Linked DNA regions of Mus musculus: region 2 is linked to region 1. A link is a loop called in an ENCODE intact Hi-C map of the cell type or tissue named here. Cell type or tissue: left cerebral cortex. All regions are shown on one strand. Each heading gives the region's core, and the rest is flanking DNA. Links, peaks and the distances in the headings are about the cores only. Region 1 overlaps Poc5 (POC5 centriolar protein). Region 2 overlaps Hmgcr (3-hydroxy-3-methylglutaryl-Coenzyme A reductase).

The links. Peaks named below come from ENCODE experiments on the same cell type or tissue, not always from the same donor. Only the 100,000 strongest peaks of a DNase experiment are listed, where the experiment ranks them.
Region 2: a loop joins it to region 1, with 4 times the contacts of the local background. A loop is called at or near these places in 1 of 42 quality-filtered maps.

The regions. Positions count from the first base shown.
Region 1 is chr13:96,402,618-96,408,000 of GRCm38, forward strand. Poc5 (POC5 centriolar protein) reads left to right here. Exons shown (of 13, transcript NM_026173.3): 10 at 263-416; 11 at 1,789-2,066. Among named protein-coding and RNA genes, the nearest start is that of Poc5, 17 kb to the left of the region's middle. In left cerebral cortex, for the core only: a CTCF peak has its summit at 4,574 (motif pointing right); DNase peaks (open chromatin) are centred at 3,056, 3,416 and 4,586.
Region 2 is chr13:96,644,906-96,650,288 of GRCm38, forward strand. It overlaps Hmgcr (3-hydroxy-3-methylglutaryl-Coenzyme A reductase), which reads right to left. Exons shown (of 20, transcript NM_008255.2): 20 at 4,057-5,383. Among named protein-coding and RNA genes, the nearest start is that of Hmgcr, 23 kb to the right of the region's middle. In left cerebral cortex, for the core only: no CTCF peak of the experiment used is centred there; no DNase peak of the experiment used is centred there.

The DNA.
Region 1 (5,383 bases), core at 297-5,296:
GTGTATAGTTTTTAAAAGCATGACCTTTTTGCTGGGCATGGTAGCACATATCTATAATCTGAGCACTTGGGAGGCAGAGAGGACAATCTCAAGGTCTACAGAGCAGGCGGAGGCCAGCCTGAGCCACATAGCACCCTGTCTCAACAACTTAATAAATAAGTAGATAGCTAGCAAAGTCTAACCTTGGTTATTTTTGACAATAATAATCTCTCTTGTGTTTCAATCCCCACAACGCACACATGCACTTTTTATAATTCTTCAGTTATCTGGAGCTTTGGAAAATGCAAAGGCTGAGATTCAAAAAATGCAGCAGGAAAAAGACCATTTCGAAGACTCCATGAAGAAAGCATTCATGCGGGGAGTGTGTGCATTAAATCTGGAGGCCATGACCATATTTCAGAACAAAAATGAGGCAGGTGAGTGACTCATGGAAGGTTCTCTGCTTAGTTTCAAAAGGAATTTGAGGGGCTATCAGTGATTGGTTGGGTCTATACTGCTAAGAATGTGCAATGGTGTGTCTTGTCCCTACGCCCTCCATTTGGGGCTTCATAGGTCATACCCTGCTCGAAGTAAGAGTTACCCTACTCGTTGTTCTTGTGCTTCCGAGCTGATGGTAGCTCTCGACACTTGACGTTTCAGTTAGCTTTAGACAGAGTAGAAAAGTAAGAAAGAGTAAAGAGAGCAGAATCAGTAAACGTAGCAGCTGCCTGTGAACAGAGACTTCATAAATGAGGCCACCTCAGCAAGAGCCGCTCACCTGCCTGTTAACACCCGACCTTTTCACGTTTTTAAGTCATGATACGCAGGGTGGCTTTATGCCAAAAATGTGTTAAACCTGTGGTGGGAGGAGTGTTTTGTGTGTATATAGTTTTCAAATTATAAGTGGCGTTTTATGTGGAGTAGCTGCTGTCACTAGAGTTGGAAGGGTCTTGGAACTGTAAGTATTGTTAAACTTTAACAAAGTAACAATTGCTATGTATAATAAGCAGATAGCAGCCAGGCATTTGATGGAGTCTTGAAACACAATGTCTCCCTCAGTATCTAGAACATCTCACAGCGTTTCAAACTCAGATGGTCCAAGGGAAAGTAGCAGAATTCTAATTCGGGGCGGGGGCCATCAAAAACTGGGTGAAGCTCCTTGTCCTACCTTTTGGAAGTTGGCTGCATCCACTCCCTAGATCAGGGAGGAGGTCCCTTTGTGAGAGCGCATCCCTGCAGTTAGGTATTTAAGCAGGCAGATGGTTTGGTTCATAATTTGTGTCTTCATGGAGGAACTCATTTCTTTGACTTATAACTTGCTAATGTCAAGAATGAAAACAACCTGGTTTTGTCAAAATGGAAGTAATGAATGGATAGGGAGGATGTTGACATGGGAAAATGGATGCAAAGCTGTAATTGGAGGCCATATTTGAGGATGGCTGTGTGAAGCAGGAAGAGCTGGGTAGGCGCTCTCACCTGGGTGACCACATTCACTCCTGCAGTAGGTGTGTTTCCATGGCAGTACACTATACACTAGCTGGGCTCCAGTGGAGCACTCTTGAGACTTAGCTTTACATAAGGAAGAGCATTTGTTAGCTTTCCCATGTGGCAGCTTTCACCTCCTCTGAAGTCCATAGTGGTTGATACTGACATCAACAGTTGATGATACTGATGCTATTACGTGAACAGTGAACCTCCAAGATGACCAGTATCTGCATTTTCATTAGAACTCCATTTTAGCCATTAGTCTTTTCCTTGTTTGGAGGGTAGTTTGCGTTGCTCTTAATTGAATGGATTTGTGATTTATAGGGATAGACTTCACAAATAATAAAAAGGAAGAGAGTGGCCCTGGCGGTCCCGGAAGAGAGCCTTCTGCTCACTTGGATACTTCTTCGTCCACGATGCCGTCAGCAGTTCCGTCACAGCTGCTGCCCTCTGGACCATTAGCAGCAGGAGTAGCCAGTGCCACTGCCTTTCCCTCCGCTGCTTCCCTGACCTCGGCCGGAGCTACATCGGCCTCTTCTCTTCACGTTCCCATCTCTATTCTCAGTGCAGGATCTGCAGCTGCTCCTGCCCCAGAGGAATCGGTCAGTACGGTTTGTGCATGCGGGTCATGTTGGTGGGGTTGTTCATTGTGTGTGTGTGGTACCAGTCAAGCCCTCATCTCCCCAGTGCTGTGAGTGGGATACAGAGGGGGTAGTCAGTGTGAGACGAGCCAACCCTCAGAAAAGTGCTCAAGGCCAAGGGACCAAAACATTAGTGTGTAGTGAAAACTAATCTAAAAATACTGTTACAGACGTGATTTTCATTTTGTATTTTTAAAACTATTCAGGAAAATTAGATTTTGTTTGGGAAACAGACTTATCACTCACTAGCAATTGCGTCTCTGTTAGGTGTTAATTTTAACCCACAGTTGAATGAGGGGAGGAAAAGTCTTTGTCCACACGGAAGAGCTTAGGGAGGAGGGTTGAGCAGGGCTGGAGAGTGTGTGTGAAGCTGTATATTTGAGGTGGTTATGAAGCTGTTGACAGAGCCCATGATGGCTGTGACTGAGAGGGAACAGAGGACCCGCAGCCGTCCACAAACTTGTCAGACTCAACTCTGCAGCCCCTCCCTGCCCAGTGCTGCTCTCACACGAAGGCATGTGATGTCCTGAAGCTCCTGAGACAATTGTCTTCCTCCTCTTCATCGTTCCAGCCAGTGATGGAGATAACAGAAATGGCAGGAGGGATTTTAGAGCTCTCTAGCTCTCTTTCTCTCTCACTTTATCATGGAGAGGGCTCAGAGACAGAGACACAAGACTCATTCTCCCCAGGCTGGCAGCTTTGCAACCATTTTCTGCATCAGCCTTCCTAGTGTTGTGGTTACAGGTGTGAACAGCATCATTCATCTTTGGTGTACATCTTAACCTGGCAGGTCGTGACTAGGCACTGCGCTTTGGAGAGCTCTCCAAAATGGACAAGAACAGAGTTGGCCAGACAATTGGTTAGAGTAGTCTTCTAGCTCACTTGAATTTCCTCCTTTTAGAGCTACTAATTTTAGAGAAAAATATGCTGAGATCTGCTGCTTGCCGTGTTTGCTCTTGCCTGAAGTTAAAATGCAGAGCACATGTGCACATAGTAAGAGAAATCTCAATGTGTGGAGGAGTTTTGACTCAGAAATAAGACTAAAATTCAACCCTGACATATGTTCAACTGTGTTTATTTTCCAAGATTATACATTCTGAAGTGCAATCCTATGTAGATTATCTCATTTAAATAAACACAGTAGGAGTTTATTTAAATTTCTGACTTGCCATTCATGTTTCATATCCAGATAACATACGCAGAGCTAGACTTTTTAGAATCTTCTTAAACCAGGACCACCTCAGAGTCTGCATTTACACCTGACCCTGCGGGCTCATGAGTGAACTTGCTCGCTCTCCTAATGTCACTCACAGATGATTCTGAAGGCTTCGAAACATGGAAAGCATAGTATTGTGTAGACAGCCTTTCCCATTTGTGCCCACACAGGCACACACTGCACCCACACATAACTCCAGTTGTTGTGGTATCTGTGGGCATCCGGCTTTGTGTTCAGTCTTTGTTCATATTTGTGTATGTGGTACTAAGGACCTAAGGCAGCCAAGCTCTCATCTGCAAGCGTGGTCAGTGGACTTGGAGAACATGGAGAAAACACCAGTATGAGCACAGCACAGTCCCAGCTTATGAGGCCTCACAGGCTGCACCAGGTCCTTAGCATGTATGTGTTGGCTTCCAGTTTAGTGGATTGGTTGGTTGGTTGGTTGGTTTGTTAGTTTGTTTTGGCTTTGGGGGTTCTGTTTTATTTCGTTTGGATTTTTAATTTGTTTTGTTTTCTTTTGGTGTTTAGTTGGTTGGCTGGTTTGGTTTTTCAAGACAAGATTTCTCTGTATAGCCCTGGTTGTCCTGGAACGAGCTCTGTAGGCCAGGCTGCTTCCTGAGTGTGCGCACAAGTGCGTCTCTGATTCTTCTGCCTTCTCTTGGGCTCTTTTCCTTCTGTTTGTCTTGTTTAATTCTAATGTGTTAGGTTTTTTTAATCTTACTATATTTTATTATTATCCCTTAGAAGCCCATTTGTTTTCTAATGAGAGACAGAAAGGGAGTGGATCTGGATGGGGGGGGGGCGTAACTGGAGGAGTAGAGGGAGGGAAAACTGTAATCAGGATCTATTACGTGAGAAAAATTTATTTTCAGTAAAAGGGGAAAAAGAGTAGTGTGTGTGTGTGTGTGTGTGTGTGTGTGTGTGTGTGTTACTTGGATCAATCCACAGAAAGTATTCAAGATAGAAAGTGACTAAAACATTAGTTAATAGTGAAAAATGGAAAGTAATCCACAAGTCCTGTTACAGATGTGATAGCTACCACACAGACACACATGCAGTGCCTGAAGAACCTAGAAGACTCACAGGTGACCCTTCCTATAAGTCCAGTGTGAGGGGTTCTCCTCCGTGTGATTCTAGTACTTGGCTCGCCTCAGATATGTCTTGTTTTAGAAAGAAGCATAAGTCCAGCCTGTCTCAGCTGCACCCAGCCCCACCACACAAATTCTGTTTCGCATCACAGAGCAGGACAGCAGGTGGCACTGTACTCCTCTGATTCTGGGAGTGTAGTTGGAGGCACATGCTGTTGGGAGGGATTCCAAGCTGTTTACTGAAGTGTTCCATCAGAATGGGAAACAATAAGTGGTGTGAGGTCATTGGTACTATTTTCCCTTTTATAAACAAGGAAACTAAGGCTCACAGAGGGACCTGTGGACCTAAATAGCAGCTGTCATCTCTGACACTAGGAGGAACAATAGGTGACCACGTGCTCAAAAGAGCCAGTTCTCAATGGACTCCAGGCTGGATGTGGTTACTGGTTATAAAGAAATCACATTTCTACTATAAGCCTTCCTCAGTGTGCTCTTTTATTTTCCAAACTAGCAAAATGTTCAACACTATCTTCTAGTTTTGTTTTCTCCCTGCAGCAACCTTTTCTAATAATTTTTTATATAAATACTTTCTAAAATATCTTCATGCATTTTTGATACAGCTCTTTTTTCTACCCGTTTAAGCTATTTGGATTACTTACACATTACTTTGTAAATGTATATGGTATATGTGTTGTGGGGATACCCAAAAGAGGATGTCTGATCTCCTGGAGCTGTAGTGCTTGTAAGCCACTTGATGTAGTGCTGAGAACAAACCCAGGTCCTCTGGAAGATGGGGAAGTGCTCTAAACAGGGTTGTCTCTCCAGCCTCCACTTACTGTATACACAAAACAGTTAGCAAGTGACCATTAGAGTCAACTCTTACAAACATGCAGGTCCTTGATGGTGACGTGTCTAAATTTATGTGACTACAGATAGAATCTTTACATATGTCTTTAGCCGAGGGCCAATTTTCA
Region 2 (5,383 bases), core at 317-5,316, 240 kb after region 1:
CATTGTCCTCTTCCTGACTCTCTCTCCCTTCTCTCTCTCTCCCTTCTCTCTCTCCCTTCTCTCTCTCTCCCTTCTCTCTCTCTCTTCCTTCTCTCTCTCCTCTCTCTCTCCTCTCCCAAAACCTTCAGTTCCACCTTCCCCTCTTTCTCTGCCCAATCCCTGGCTCTAGCCTTTATTTTATGCATTAAGGTGCAGGTTTACAGGAAATCACTCGAGTGCTGACTCGTTACTTGTTCGCAGCCCCTCACAGGAGAACGGAATTAACATCAAATATAATTATCCCCAGGGCTATCAGCAACAAGATGGGGCTGTGAAGAGGCAGAAATTCTAGAGCGGGGGTTAGATAGTAAGTCACAGGAACTATGAAGGGGGAAATAAACTTGCTGGGGGTCTTTATCTGTGGAATGGGAAGAGGAAGGGTGGACACTGAGCTACTGAGAAAGTGGGGGGGGGCGGACAGTTTATATTGTTTTCTTTAAAATATATAAATATATATTATATTATATTATATATAATGTAATATATTAATATATGTGTGTTTGTATTTCCCTGGCGGGAGTCTGACCCCCTGGAACTTGTTACAAATGCTGAGCTGCTGGAAGCTGGGCCTGGGTCCCCTGGAAGAACAGCAAGTGCTTTTACCCACTAAACTCGTTCCAGCCTCCATTAGTGGGTGTTTGTTTGTTTGGGGTTTTTTTGAAACAAGGGAAAATCAAGATTTCCCCCAAAATATTTTATTTAAATATTAAGTAAAAAAAAAAAAGCCATCATTTGGCATATGTCTTCATTAACATAAGAAATGAAACAATTACATCATAGTAAAAAATTTTTTAAAAATAAAGTAAAAAACCATTATATACATCTGAGATCACGTAGTGTCTTTAAATAGGTGATTCCATTACAGTCCAGTCCAGGGCCGTGAGGATCTACAAAATCACAGCACACACACACACACACACACACACACACACACACACAAACACTAAAAACCATGACGTTACTGTCCCCCAGAGGGTCCACAGCAACTAGAAGACACAAAAACTGCCAGAAAGTAAAATGCTTGTCGCTTCTTACACACAGCAGTGCTCAGGCCTTTAATCTGTGGTATCTGGGCAGGAACTATGGGAGACGAGGGCTGGCTGCCCAGGATACAGGGCGCTTGCTTCCCTGATCCACACAGCAGGTGGGTATTAAACTTAGTACTTTACTCATGTTAAGCAGTCACTATAGTACTAAACTCCTATTTGTATATATTTTTTATTTTTTTTTTGTTTAATATACATGAGTATAATTCACCAAAAATCACAAATGTATTGGGGTGGGTTCTCTTTGTCCCTTGCTGGGATGCTGAGGGTTTGAATTCTTGCCTGCAGATGTCAGACAGGCTTTCCACTAAGAGCATTCTATTTAAGAGCAGAAATCTCAGGGTAAGATCAGCAGGGCAATATTAAGCTTTTTTTTTCTTTTTCTTTTTTTTTTTTTTTTTACCAAGGGTTGTATGATTGTAAGCTTGGAGCCCTGGCACAAACAGGCAGGTGGGCAGGCTGGTTGGTATAGAAATATATACGGGATGGGGCACAAAAATGTGTGGGCACATGTGTTGGTCTGAGCAGGACCTCAAGTATCTTCCTTTGTTTTACTGCCTTGAGACAAAAATCTCACTAACTCAGACACTTGCCTTTCTGCCAGGATAGCTAGCCAGCAAACTCCTCATAATCTATTGTCTCCCCTAATGCTGGCAAGTTCTAGGCACCCCAACTTCAGCTTTTCCCACGGGTACTGGGGAATCTGAGTTCAGGTTCTCATGCTTCCAAATAAAGCTCTTACCTACTCAGCTGTATTGAGAAAATACAAATTCTTACATTATGCTGTACATTAGGAGAAACAGGCCAGATGTTCACCAAAACTTGACAGATGTGCACCAAAACTCTCCTGGAAGCACTTTATGAACCAGATCTGTGTAGGGCTCACCTCATGGGCAGGAATGCTGGGAAATGAGACACTTCCCTTCCGTGAAGCAACGAGAGAGTAATATTGCTTGCTTTATAGGTTCATGCTTTGAAGCAAAACTGAGCCAGAATTGTTCCCTCAATTTTCTGCCACCCCAACTCTTTGTCAAAGTAAGAGTGACAACAGAGAAGTTTCTTAACCATCACAAACTAGGTAGCTTCCTTTTTGGATCATTTCCGATAGTTTCTTGTCGGGTTTCCTCAACAAAGCGAAAGACACTGTTAGCAGCAGCTGGGAGTTTACCTATTCTATTATCTTTGCTACCTAAATGCATCAAAGCAAGTTTCCTGCTCATTTCAACCCTAGCAAATACAACAGAATAGGCATATACATGGGGAAAGGATGGACAGTGGAGAATGGTACATGCAGCCTGGCTTTTGCCTACCTCTGCCTCCCCTCTTCAAGCCCCCCACCCACCCACCCACCCACACACACTTAGCAGATGTGCAGTTTGGTCTTCATGTGGGTCTCGAACTGGAGCAGGGGCTGTCCCAAAAGCTGTTGCCTGTATATGGGCTAAGTTCTTCTAGCTGGGCTGCAATGTCTTGCCTGTGGGAGAAGCAGCACCTAACCTCATAGAGACTGGATGTGTCAGGGAGGGAGGATACCAAGGTGGGGAGGGCCCAACCGCTCAGAGATGGGGTGGTGGATGCGGGATGGATTGCAGGAGGAGGTGACCAGGAGAGGGGCAGTGAGCATGATGTAAAGTGAATACGTAAAGATAAATAAAATTAATAATTTGGCTTTTGAGAGAATGCCAAGATCAAGGGAAAGTTTCTCTGGAAGAGTTGGTCCACATGTGTGCTTGCTTTTAATTTTAATTTGACACAAGCTATTGTCACTTTGGAAGAGGTAACTTCAATTGAGAAAATGCCCCCAACCAGACTGGTCTATGGTGATTTTTTTTTTTTTTTTTTTTTGGAGATAGCCCCAACTTTCCTTGGACTTGCTACCAGACTGGTCTTGAAATCATAGATCTACTTTGTTCCCCAAGTGCTGGGACTAAAGGCATGCACCACCAAGCCCAACTTAAATGTAGCACATTTTCTTAGTGATGGATTTGAGAAGGCTCAGCTCACTGTGGATGGTGCCACCCCTGGCTAGTGGTCCTTGGTGCTAGAAAACAGGCTGATGGGGCTGGAGAGATGGCTCTGTGGTTAAGAGCACTTCCAGAGGTCCTGAATTCAATTCCACATGGTGGTTCACAAGCATCCGTAATGTCCTCTTCTGCCATGCAGGCATATATGCAAACAGCACTCATATTCATAAATAAGTTTAAAAACAAACATGCTGAGCAAGGCAGTAAGCAGCAGTTCTCCACGGTCTTTGCTTCAGTCCCTAGCTCCAGGCTCTTGCCTTGACTTCCTTTGATGATGGACTGTGACCAAAGAGTTAAAAGCCAGAGAATGAACCCTTTCCTTACCAAGTTACTTTTTGGTCATAGTGTCTCACCACGGCAATAGAAACCATAATTAAGACAGCATGTGAGTACAAACACTGACAGTGTGTCAGAGGCCTAAGGAGAGTCATACTAATGTAAATGTGTGCCAAAGAGCTGTTTATCACTCCAGGGTTAGTTCTGACTTGATTTGCCAGCCTTTGGTCTCTCCACGAGCATTCCCTGTGACTCCTGAGAAGACAACTCTCCAATCTTTCACCTCTAACAGCAAAAGTGGAGAAATTACAAAGGAATGGAAGTCAGTTCTGAGGAAGCCCCTTCCCTACCCCACGAAGCTGAAACATACTTGAAGGGGCCATTGTGTCAGCTAGCTGATCTTCCCTTCCTCTTAACTTGCCCCATCTGATCACCAAAGAGAATCTGGTTGAGATTATGGATCTGAATTTTAAAACCCTTAGTGTAAGAAAGATCACTGAGACAAACAACACTGGCCAGCTGCTGATGTTGCTGATAGTATAACGGATAATGGAGGGAGGACCTTATGACCCTCAGTGGAGAGGTCAGGCTACCACTTGGCCAGACTTTGCTAACTTCTGGACCTCAGGCTTGGGGTTAATCCTCAATTTTAAAAAAGCCACTGCTTACACTTTTCAATGTTAACTTCCTTTCATAATTTACTCAACTGGAAAAAGTATTCTATAACAAAATGTATACAATTTAGTAATTGTACAAAACATGAATTTAGCAAGATGACATTGGTTACAGTCACCAGCATAAAACACTCAATACTTTTTACTGCCACTTCCATGACAAGCTCAGGTAAATAAAATGGTACTGGCTGAAAAGTCACAAGAGGAGCAATTTGAAACTTTACATACAACAGCAAAGGCAATCTTCCACAATAATACTGACACAATCACTAAGAGGCTCCCATGCTGCCGCGGCACTCTTGGAATGTCTTTCAGAGTCCATCTTCTACACAAATGTCAGCTTCCCAAGACCAAACTTGAAGCATTAGATAGAATACAAAATAAGGAGCTCTTTATTATTATTTATACAAAACTGGTACATTAAAAAAAAAAAATTAAGATTCAACAACTCTGCTGACCCCCTGAGGAAGCTAAGAGCTTTTATGGGCCCATTAAAGGAGCCCATAAATGATTCAGTCACCAAACTCCTGGCCACAGGAACAAGGCACACAGCTCCAGGGCCATTCATGTGGCTCCATCATTGGCTCTGTAAGCTGACTTTCCCTTCATTGGGCTTGGAAAGCAAGCCAGGGTTTCCTGGACCAGTGCTAACGAGCACTGTCTTCTCTGGCCCAAGCTAGAGTATTTTATCAGTGTAAAAGTTGAGTTCTTTTATTTCTTAAACACTTCCAATAAACTCCTAGCATTAGACACTTAATTACAACATATACAGATTGATAGTTTACCAAAAAATCTAGAGTTCAGCTAAATAAGTTAAAATGTCTCTAAAAGAAACTTGGCTTAGAGAAATGGTCGTTTGTTTTTTGTTTTTTTTAAAAAAAAAAAAAAAACTGTTCCCACACTCTAAGTTCTGAGAGGTCCGACTTGCTTGTACTCTCCTCTAAGTAACACTAAGAGCTCTGATATCTTTAGTGCAGAGTGTGGCACAGCTGGCAGAATCTAGACTAAAGGCCTCTCTGAACAAAGACTCACAGAGATAAATGCAGTGACTGTTTTCTTCGTCAAGAACTATTTAGCACTACTTAGCACATTATTCTGTAGTTTGAGAATAAAAGTAATTCTTCCATGAAGAAGTAGGCCCCCAATCAATAGACCAGCACCAAATGAATTATTAGTTTACAAAAAATAAACTTAGATTGCAAAGTTCTACAACCCAGACTGAATAAATAAAGATCAGAAGTTCTGTCAGCTACAGTGTCATTTAAAACCATTTTTAACCCACGGAGAGGTGAGCCCCACACTGATCACCAGTTTCCAGCTTGTG